Regions from separate parts of the Homo sapiens genome. Here region 2 is linked to region 1. Evidence: chromatin loops called from intact Hi-C (ENCODE). Cell type or tissue: GM12878. All regions are shown on one strand. Each heading gives the region's core, and the rest is flanking DNA. Links, peaks and the distances in the headings are about the cores only. Region 1 has its middle 29 kb from the start of CLDN18. Region 2 has its middle 350 kb from the start of IL20RB-AS1.

Evidence for each region. Hi-C counts contacts between places; a loop is a spot of excess contacts. Peaks named below come from ENCODE experiments on the same cell type or tissue, not always from the same donor. Only the 100,000 strongest peaks of a DNase experiment are listed, where the experiment ranks them.
Region 2: a loop joins it to region 1, with 2.9 times the contacts of the local background. A loop is called at or near these places in 1 of 110 quality-filtered maps.

The regions. Positions count from the first base shown.
Region 1 is chr3:138,036,856-138,042,239 of GRCh38, forward strand. No RefSeq gene overlaps it. Among named protein-coding and RNA genes, the nearest start is that of CLDN18, 29 kb to the left of the region's middle. In GM12878, for the core only: a CTCF peak has its summit at 2,991 (motif pointing right); no DNase peak of the experiment used is centred there; H3K27ac peaks cover 616 bases.
Region 2 is chr3:137,327,765-137,333,148 of GRCh38, forward strand. No RefSeq gene overlaps it. Among named protein-coding and RNA genes, the nearest start is that of IL20RB-AS1, 350 kb to the left of the region's middle. RefSeq lists enhancers at 938-2,665, 2,646-2,695, 3,884-5,083, 4,634-4,783. In GM12878, for the core only: no CTCF peak of the experiment used is centred there; DNase peaks (open chromatin) are centred at 2,627 and 4,747; H3K27ac peaks cover 1,193 bases.

The sequences.
Region 1 (5,384 bases), core at 213-5,212:
CGAGGCCCATACCTCTGTTGTGAACAAGGACCAGAAAGGAGAAATGACATGCTCAAGGCCTTTGCACAGGCATATCAGGGGAGCCAGAACAAAGACGAGAGTCCATACCAGGTTAGCCTCTTGCTTGCTCCACAAGAACACACAGACCTCATCTCCTCCCAACCACTGGCCTTCTCAGTATCCAACTCCTTTTCCTGACTAGAAGGGCCATCCAGAAAGAGCAGGATGGGCTTGCTTCAGGATGGGTGGCCTAATGTTGGCAGGTGGTCTGAGCCAACCAGATCCACCTGTGTGGGGAAATGTCCAGAACAGACCCTGAGTCCCCAGATATTTAACACCTGGAACTCATCAGACCTGCATCTGATAAGGAAGGGGCTCTGTATGAGCTATGCACAGAGCAGCCTATCTCTAAAGAAGACTTTTGGGTCCTTGATGAATTTTTCAAGGTTTCTAAAAGATAATCTCAACCATGTGTTATCACTGGATTCTACTCAGAGATGTTAGACATCAGGGAAAATTCAGCAGCTATTGTTTTTTAGTTGGACACAGCAAAGCTTCAGAAACCCAGTTACTTAGTCATTTTCTGTTTCTTATCACAGAATACCTGAAACTGGGTAATTTATAAAGAAATGAAATATATTTTTTACAATTCTGAAGGCTGGGAAGTCCAGGGTCAAGGGGCTGCATCTGGTGAGGCCCTTCTTGCTGATGGGGAGGGATCTCTGCAGAGTCCCAAAGGAGTTCAGGGCATCATGTGGTGAGGGAGCTAAATGTGCTAGCTCAAGTCTCTCTTCTTCTTCTTATAAAGCTACCAGTACCACTTCTGTGATAACCCACTAATCCATTAACTCACTGATCTCTTAATCTATGAATGGATTAATCTATTCATGAGAGTGAAGTTCTCATGACCCAATCACCTCTTAAAGGCCCCACTCCTCATTATTTCCACATTGGGAATTAGGTTTCAACATGAGTTTTGGAGGGGACAAACATTCAAACCATAATACCCAGGCTTACGTAAAAATGAAGAAAACAAAATAAACTTTTTCTCCTTGAAAAGACATTAGGAAAAAAGAGAAAAGCATTTATGGCAGAAAAAAATCTCTCTGAGCCATTAAAAAATACAGATGATTATTAATGTTAATATTGCTGTCATTATCATTATCATTATCGAGAATCTACAATGTCACAGACATAGTTTCAGGCCCTTTTCTTACACTATTTCCAACCCTCAAAATAGCCCCCATGAGACAGGTATTATTATCCCCAGCTCACAGGTGAAGAAACCAAGGCTCAGGGAGGCTAAGTATCTTGTCCAAGTAAGGTGACCAACCATCCCAGTTTGTCCAGGACTGTCCCAGGTTCAGCACTGAAAGTCCTGTGTTCCAGAAAACCACTCAGCCTGAACAAACCGGGACAGCTATGCCAAGTCTACATAGCTAATAAATAGAAAAGCGTGGATTCCAACCAGGTTTGTCTGACTCCACACCTCACTTTGTTTCCAATATGCCATAGAAAATCCCATTAAATGGGCAAAATAAATTCATAACTACATTTTTTTAAATGGAAGGAAGAAAAAAAGGGAGAGAGAGAGACAGAAAAGGAAGAAGAAAAACACAAATGAGAAAAATAAAGAAAGATAGGGAGAAACTCATATAAATCTAGTTTAAAGAAAAAAATATTTGCCAATGAAGCCAAGAAGCGTAATACTTAATTTATTGTAAATTTTTAATTTTTAACACTCAAATTTTAAATAATGCCCAATAAGAGCCTGTCTCTGTAACTAGTGCATAGACAGATGGCAGAGATGGGGGAGGACATTGGGCTACCCAGTACCTCAGCCTCTGCAAAGCTCTCAGTGGGTTCTGTGATGTATGTGCACTCTTAAGGGCTTCCAGGCTAAAGAGGACTCTGGTGTGATGCCACCCAGAAGGGAAAGGAAAGCCCCAGCACTCCCAAGGTGGACTGTCCGTAGGAGAAATACCTGTTCCCTCCAGTGGTGGCAGCTACACAAACATTACAAGGTTGGGTGTGGACCAGGGCTCACTTCATCCCAGCAGCCATCTTAGGCTAGAGCTTCCCCAGCAGCATCTGGGATCTGAGTCAGTTTCCATCAGCACTGAGAGGTTTCCCATTCCTTTCTCATCTCAAGTGGAACTAGATGTGACCTGCTCACTCTGGTTTCGAGTTTTTGACCAGTCCAAGCTTTCCCTGTTATCAAAGCTGCCGCCCTTAGCCCTTGTTGACAATGAAAAGCTTATTTATTTTGTTCGACAGGCCAACTTGAATTTCCCCAAAGAATGTTTTAAAAGGTAAAATATCAAACATATTAAGCATGTAGGACTTTGCCACCCATACTTATTGCCCAGAGGAGGGAGGTTGCCATGGCAATGCCTCTGGTAAGGAGGATGAAGTCTGGCTGAAGGGTGAATAAAGTATCACAGTGGGGCACAGGCTGCCCCACCAGGCAGCAAGCCCCTTATGATACTGGAAGTGTTTGCCCAAGTCTTAAGAATTAAGTCATAATTAAGAGAGAGAAAGAAAAACAAAAATGTCCAGCTGCAAAAAAAAAAAAAAAAAAAAAAAATGTTGAGGGGTGGAGGAGTCAGAATGTAGATAGAGATATTTTAAAAGTCAGCAGTGAATGAATGTGACTATGTCTTCCTATGACAGCTGGCAGAGCCCACCCACCAGTAGCTTTTGTGCAGACAGGCCACACCCCATCCATCTGCAGAAAGGTACAGCCAATGGAGCAGAGAGAACCCAATAAGGAATTCACTGGAGGGTTGGCATCAAATGACCTTCATGGCCTCTTTGGTAACACACCAAAACTCCACAGAAATTAACACAAAAACTAGGCAGGAGGAACTCAGCTTCCAGTATGGCTTAGTAAGCTCCCACCAGGCTAACCCTCCTGCAGATAACAAATATAAACTCTGTACAAAATACAAAAAGTAACTACTTGAAGCCACTAGAGGGTGAACAAAGACAGACATATTCTGAAGGGTAGCTGACATTTAAAAGAGAGGAAAGGTATAAAGCAAATTTCCGTTTTTGAGGCTTCTGGCCCAAGGACAAGCCAAAGTCAGGTGGCATGAAGTACCTAAAATCTGTTAGAAAATCTGCAGTTTTTCTGGCCTGAAGAACCATGAGACAGAGTTCAGGGCAACTATAGCCACTATAAGGTGAGCAAAGAGTCTTAGAAAAAAGAGACTCAGAGGGAGAAGATCCAAGTTTTCTATAAAAACCCCTCCCTGGGTCTCTAGTTAAATCCTAAGCCATGCAAGTATAGGGCTGACTACAAACAGCTGACTTAGGATCCAAAGCTGAATGGAGACTTGAGATGTCCCCAAGACACAAAGTTTGCTGTATGAGTAGAAGCAAATTAATTGTCTTCTCCAGCAAACAAAAAAAAAATCAATACTCTTTGGAAGACTATAATAGCATCTAGAGTCTCTGAAACATAATACTCACAATATCCAGGACGCAATCCAAAACTATCTGACATGTGCATGACGTGACCTATTTTTAAGAGAAAAGGTGATCAATGGAGACCTGACCCCAAGATAACCCAGATACTGGAATTAGCAGATGAGGATTTGTAAAGCAACTATTGTAACTATGCTCAAATACATAAAAGAAAATATGCTAATAATGACTAAAAAGACAAGAAATCTCACAGAGAAATAGAAACTATTCTTGAAAACAGAACTTCTGAAACTAAAAATACAAAATCTGAAATTTAAAAATGTATGAACTTAGCAAAGTGGAGATTACAGAGGAAATCATCAGTTAACTTGAAGATAGGTCATTAGAATTTATCCAAAAATAGAGAAAAAAAGTTTTAGCAAAAACAGAACCTCAGGTACTTGCAGGATAATATCAAAAGAGAAATAATTGAGGCCAGAAGACAGTGGTATTTTTAGGGGCTGACCGAAAAAAAAAATGTACAAATACACTTCAAGAATGAAGGCAAAATACAGTTTGCAGATAAAAGGAAACCATGAAGATTCATTGCCAGAAAATCTTCACTATAAAAAAAATGCTAAAAGAGTTCTTCAATCTGAGGGAAAATGATACTAGATGAAAACTAGGATCTGCAGGAAGACATAAAGAGCATCAGAAATAGACCTTGTTGAATAGGACACTGGATATCACTAGATGTAATGCAAGACTCAAAGCCTGAGAATTTGAGGCAGTCAGGCACTGCACCTCACCTTCCACCATCACAGCGGCTCTGGGCAGCTGTCAGCGTTCCTACTGCCTCACATAACTGGGAGTATGAATCCACCTGTAGAAACACATATTGCCGTATGTACAAAGAGGAAAGACAGTAGAATTAAGTAGGTAACAGCAATAGGTAAGTCTTGGCAGTCTCTAAACCCAATACTAAAGCAGGAAAATCTTAACTTTGTAAACTGAATTGAAAAAATACTTTTGAAAATGTTACTTTGTACATATTTAACGTAGAGGTGAAAAGTTTCAGGATGAGAATTCCCTCACAAGCGCCAGATCTCAAAGGCATCTCTCAGCGGGTCTCCAAATAAGCAAAGCCAGTACCAATGACAAAGAATTCATCAATGGTCATTCTCTGAATGTCTTGCCTCATACTAGGAGGTAATATCATCTAAAAAAAAAAGATGACTTTCACTTCATATTTCTCACCAACCTATCAGTTTGTTAGAGATTTGTTTTTATGTTTTGATCTTTTGATGTGTGGTAACATTGAATATTTTGTGTGATATGTGTGTCTCTTTGCTGTGTGTTTATGGATGAATTGAGTATTGGTAAGAATAAAGGAAATTTCATAATCCTTGGTTCTCAATCAGAATGAGCTAAAAAGTGAGAAATTTCTAGACTCCTGGAAGAATAACAGCAAAAAATATAATTTTATGCCCAGTACATCAAGTTGATTGACTTAAATATCTGCTAAAATAACTTTTTCACACTAGGATGGTAACAGGGAAACTGTGTGTATATATGAAAGTTGTAAAGAGATAAGATTTTAAAAGAAATGAAATTAAGACTACTCTGTTTGCATTTAATCACCTAAAACCTATTTTTTAAAAGGATTACAGAGTTATCAATTAGTCATCATCATTGATGGCAAATAGTTCAACTCTAGTCTCCCTTCAGGCATATTTTCCTCCAGGATGTGAAAGAAAAATCTTTTCCAAAGCAGCTGTCTTTAGGCCAGATTCTCCCAAGGAAATTATTATGGCCCCTGCAGTGGACAATTTAATCCCAGAGCAGCTAGTGAGGGTACGGTTTGCAGAGTAGGATGGGATAGACAATGAGTGTAAAGACACTGTTGTGAGATCCTGTAGCTGACTGCCCTTCAGTTCTTCTGCTCTGCCCTGATTCATGTTTCAATGGAATGGAAG
Region 2 (5,384 bases), core at 228-5,227, 710 kb before region 1:
GAAGACATTTCTTAGATATAGAGCCTATTCCAAAGCATTCAAGGAAGATTGATAGGTCATTCTGGAATGGGCTCCATTCTACTTCCCCAATTTATTTTTTTTTTTCTCAATCTGTTCCATAATCTGTCACTTTAAAAACTCGCACTTTAGTAGCAGGATTTTATGCAACAAATCCCCTTTCCCCCAATATATTCCACAATTTGGCCAGGAATCCTTACAGGAAGAGGTCAGAGGACTCTGATGCCTGGTTTAGAATATGTACATATTAGTGCTTCTTTTCTTCTTGTCTGTTGACAAGAGCTTTGCTACCCTACAGCTAATGACTTCTTTAGGATTTTTGCCAGCTTTTGGGTTGTTTCATTTTGGCATTTTCCTTGGCTCCAGCTTTTTTTCTCCCCTCTTCTTAACATGTTTTGTTCTAGTAGACACCCTCCTTTTCTGGCTATATCTTAAGTCATTCTTCCTTTGGGATGAGATGTCATTACAAGCCCAATAATAAGTTTAAAGATGACGATAATAGTAATAGATAAGGTTTACTGAGTATTCACCATGTACTAGACACTACTGTAACCACTTTTAATATATGAACACATTTAAACCTCACAACTGCCCTATGAAATAGCTACAACTTTTATCTCCATTTTACAGGTGGGGAAACTGCTGCAAGAGAGGTTCAGTCCCTTGTGCCGGGCAGCACAGCAGCAGTGAGTAGACAGCAGTTAGCTTGGCTTCAGGTGTGCCTGAACATTCAGGAGCTGACTGTGGAGAGATTTTCTCTGTAGGCACCTCTAGGCTCTGGACACTGATGTCCAGGATCCTGTCTTTGATGGTACTGAATAAGGTGCTGTCATCATCAGCAAGGGTACAACAGAATAATGTTTCCTACTAAATTAACAAAATGCTGGAATAATGTGTAGTTTCTGTGAATTTCTTTAGAAGCAAGTCGGCCAGACAACCTTTATGATCTTACCTTTGTACTCAGGAAAAAATATAAAATTACGAAGGAATTTTTTAGGAAGCTAAAATAGGTCACCTTCCCACTCTTAGTACTGAGAAAGACATTTTTAGAGCTTGCTTTCCAAACAAGCAAATTGAACTGAAGAAGTAACTTTCATTTGAAAATCAGGTGAAAGTCAACAACATTGATGATTACAAAATTAACAACAATAATTCCCTGGGAGAGTACCTTCACATGTCAACTAATTCATAGGGTGAAAAAAAAAATAGACAAAATTCAGTTCAACAACAGGTAATTTTGAAAATAGTCAATTTAAGAATTACCCACTAAGTAGGAGTTAGAAGTCTATGATTATTTTTTGGTTTATTCTAAAAGTGACTTGTGTAGACACAGCCTGTGTAGGGAAAGCAGACCGTGATTTGAAACATGCTGCTGCCAACCAAACAATAAAATGAAGAGAACAATAAACAAAGGAAACCTTTCCAAAGGCTCTCTTCATTTACATTCTGAGATTACTGGCCTCATCTCTCTGCTGAAATAGCCTTGCTTTACCAACGACCATCCAAATGCATAATCAGGTGCTACTGGCAGCTTTTGCTCCAACAAACTGCATGGAGAATATTTGAATGCTGCCAAGACTATAGGTGCCTGTTTCAAGTTGTCACAGAATATGCTATAACATGTCATAAATAAGGGAGGTATATTTATAAATCTGACATTAAAAATGTGTTCCTAAAATATCTCGCGTGTTCCTTGGCCATGTCAGCATAGAAATAATGTTTAGTATTTGTTTATTTTACTGGACCACCCCATGAACCTGGGGGAAACATGTTAGAAAAAAAATTATAGCTACGCCAACTATTCTGGGAGATACACGAGCCCTCCATGTTTATCAGGTTGAGGGCACTGTATTTTGATGTCAATAAGCAATTTTTCCAGCCCGGTCTCCTGCCCGACCCTTTTAATCCATCAATATATTATTAGAGATAAAGTTGGTGGATGCCTGCTGCAGTTAGAAGATAAATGACATCTCTGAAGTCAGGCATTAAAGACTAGATTAAGGCCTTGTGACACCGTTTTCAGTGCTCATCTGTGCACTTCTGTTCAACCTATCACACTGAGTGACAAGAAAGAAAAATAATGAACTGGGCCAGGGGAAGAAGAAGGAAAAAAAAAAAGGCAGAAAAAGAGAGAGATTTTTTTCCCCCTAACACACAAACTACATCAGTTCACACTCGGGATTAGACTGCATTTAAAGAAAGGAAAAAAGAAAAGAAAATGGGGAATTGGGAAGGACAGGGAAGGGACTGTTCTGTAAAGATGAAAATAGGTAGACAAAAGGGACCTGAAAGCAAAGAATTCCATTTCTGCCTGGCCCATGTTGCCTTTGGTTCCCCCACCTGCCTCCCAGCCTCTCCCATGCAGATATCCCCCAGTTGGCTTCCAGTTGCTTTAGGAATCTGCTCCATCCCTGAGTTCGGAGTGCTGACACAAGTCTTGTTAAGAGGCAGCACTCGGTTCTCAATCTTGGTGAATCGTGTTCTTCCCTCCTCACCAAAGGATTTCCTTCATGCTGCTATCATTGGTCTGGTTGGAGGTATTAAAGATTTTTGTAACTCTGTCTTCTGATAGTGATTTGAATATGGCTACTGAGTTGACAAGTACAAATGTTGAATTTTCTCCAATTGTGTGGAAAACAGGAGCCATAAATGAATTGCTTGGGGGAAGTGAAAGGAAAGCGAGATGCTGGGCAGGTGAGAGGGGATTAACCAGTGGAAAGCACCCAGGTTTGTGGGGAGGAGGCTTGGGCCAATTAATTCCAAGTTCTCTTTCTCAATCACTTATGCAGGATCAAAACCGCATCCCCTCCCCATATGATATGCTGTGTTTGTGAGTTTAGAAGGACACCTCTTTTGTAGATCTCTTTTGCTCCCAGCACTTCAACAGTCCTTATTAGAATGCAAGTCCAGAAGACATTTATGTGCATTGGTGGTGTTCCTGGTACCTTTCACTGTGGAACACATAGGAGGTCCTCCATTGATATTTGGTAACTGATTGATAACTCTTGCAGCCCCAACCTCTTTTCTGTGCTCCTGCTGAATGTATCGTATAAATTATTCTGCTGTTGTAAACATCCCCCATCTTTGATCCAACGCTGTATGGCAAGCCTTCTTGGCTGTTCATGTCGCTATCCACTGTCTATAGGTTCAGTTTGTTTCCAATTCCTGGCTTTTTTTTCTTTCCCTCTTGCATACCCCTTGTTTATTTCTTCCTCCCCTTTTCTTCAGCCCCAATTCAAGGCATCATTGTTGCAGGCTTTATCCCCAAATTCATTTTCTGTTCTTAAAATCCATTATGCCAACCATCACAAGATTGATCCTCCTCAAACTCTCCTTCAACTGTGACATTCCCTGTTCAAAATCTCCTACCAAGTATAAAACAAAGTTCAAATTCTTTATTATATCATTAAGACTCTGCAGATTCTGATCCAACTGCTTTTTCTGTCTCATCTTTTTCTCGTCCTCCTCTAAAACCTAGCCTTCAGCAAAGTCATTCATATGCTTTAGACATGGTTATCATTTACTCATCTCTGTTTGCTTTTGCTCTTCCTTGTTTTGAAATTTCCTTCCGTGGACATCTTCACTTGTCCGAACACTGTACTCTCCCTGGCTCACTCTTCTTTTCCATGTGGCTGTCTCTGTCTTCTCTTAGTGGCAGAACCTAGCTTGGCTCAGAAAGTCAACTGATTACAAGGCTTGGTAATCATAGAAAAGGCATAGGCAGCTAGGTCTCAAGGAATCTAACCAGAGAATTGGCATATCCTTAAAATTCTCTTTTTTTTGCCTCTGCTTCTTTGCAAATGTTGAGTTCCTTCTTTCTAACTATCTTTGTCTGTTTGGGCTGCTATAATAAAATATCATAGAGAGAGTACCTTATGAACAACAGAAATTTATTACTCATAGTTCTGGGGGCTGTAGAGTTCAAGATCAAGACTAGCACATTCCAAGTCTGATGAGTGCCCTCTTCCTGGTTCATAGATAGTGCCTTCTTGCTGTGTCCTCCTGTAGTAGAAGGGTCAAAGCAGCTCTCTGGGGCTTCTTTTAAAGGGTTGTAATCCTGTTTATGAGGGCTCCACCCCCATGACCTAGTCACCTCCCCAAAGGCCCCAGTCGACTTGGGAATTAGGATTTCAACCTATACATTTTGGGGGAACACACAAACATTCAGACCATAGCAGCAGCTGATGGTAAGGATTTTTCCACATCAAAGGTAGAGTTGTGAGATGGACAAACACATTGCCGATAGCTCTAGTTTCATATTTTCCCCACCAGAGACAAACTGATACCTGGGCTCTCTGACCCCAAAGGGAAAAGTCCTGAGCAAGAAGATACCTGATTAATCTAGTAGTTATCAGATGTCTATTCCTGAGCCAAGAAAGCGAGCCGTGGTTGGGGGATACAGAGGCATCAAAGGTACTAGGATTGGCCAAGTCTGAGCACATACCCTCCAATCTGGCCAGGGAGGGAGATTGCAGAGGTGACCATGATCTTTCCCACCTTGTGACTTTGTACCTCCTTCTATCAAGAGGTAGAGTCTACTTCCCCACCACTTGAATCTAGGGTGGACTTAGTCCTTGATTGAGTGTCAAAAGAATGCAGCAGGAGTGACGTGGTACCAGTTTCAAGCCTCGGTCTCAAAAGATCATGCACAATTCCACTCTTTCTCAGAAACCTGCCACCACCATGTGAACAAGTCTGGGCTAGCCTGTGTGATAATGAGAGATATGTGGCTCAGTCATCCTTGTTACCCCAATTGACAACCAACCAATCACAAGAAGCAGAGCTGCCTAGTGAGTCATCAGTGCCATCAGTATATTCAGTTGAGATCAGAAGAACCACATAGATAAGTTCAGACCAAAAAGCCAACTCATAAGCACATAAATGGTTGTTTTTTTAAGCCTCTAACTTTTGGGTGTTCTGTTATACATCAAATCTAACTGACACAAAGGTGGAATATGTATGACAGCTGCTCCCCTGGTAACTGTATAGTTTAGAGTAGAATATTTTCCAGAAGCAGGAAGACTGTGTTCTGGGCAAACAAAACCATGGATGGCAGGTACAGCCACTTCCATGCCCTAACACAAGACTATTGCATTCTTTTTTATTTCTGAGTAGACAGTGAACCGCTGAGGGCAGTGGCTGGTCTGGTTCATTTCTCCTAGTAATTAGCAGAGGCTCTCATACACATTAGGTACTTGGTGAATCTTAGTTAAATGAGTGACTAGATGGGATATTATTCCATCATCATTCTCATTTGTGGGTATATGAGACTTGAACATTTTATCACTGATATACCACTAAACCTTGGAACCTTAAGAATATTTTTTGGGAAAAAAATCTTTCATATATTACACAAAAATGCAAAT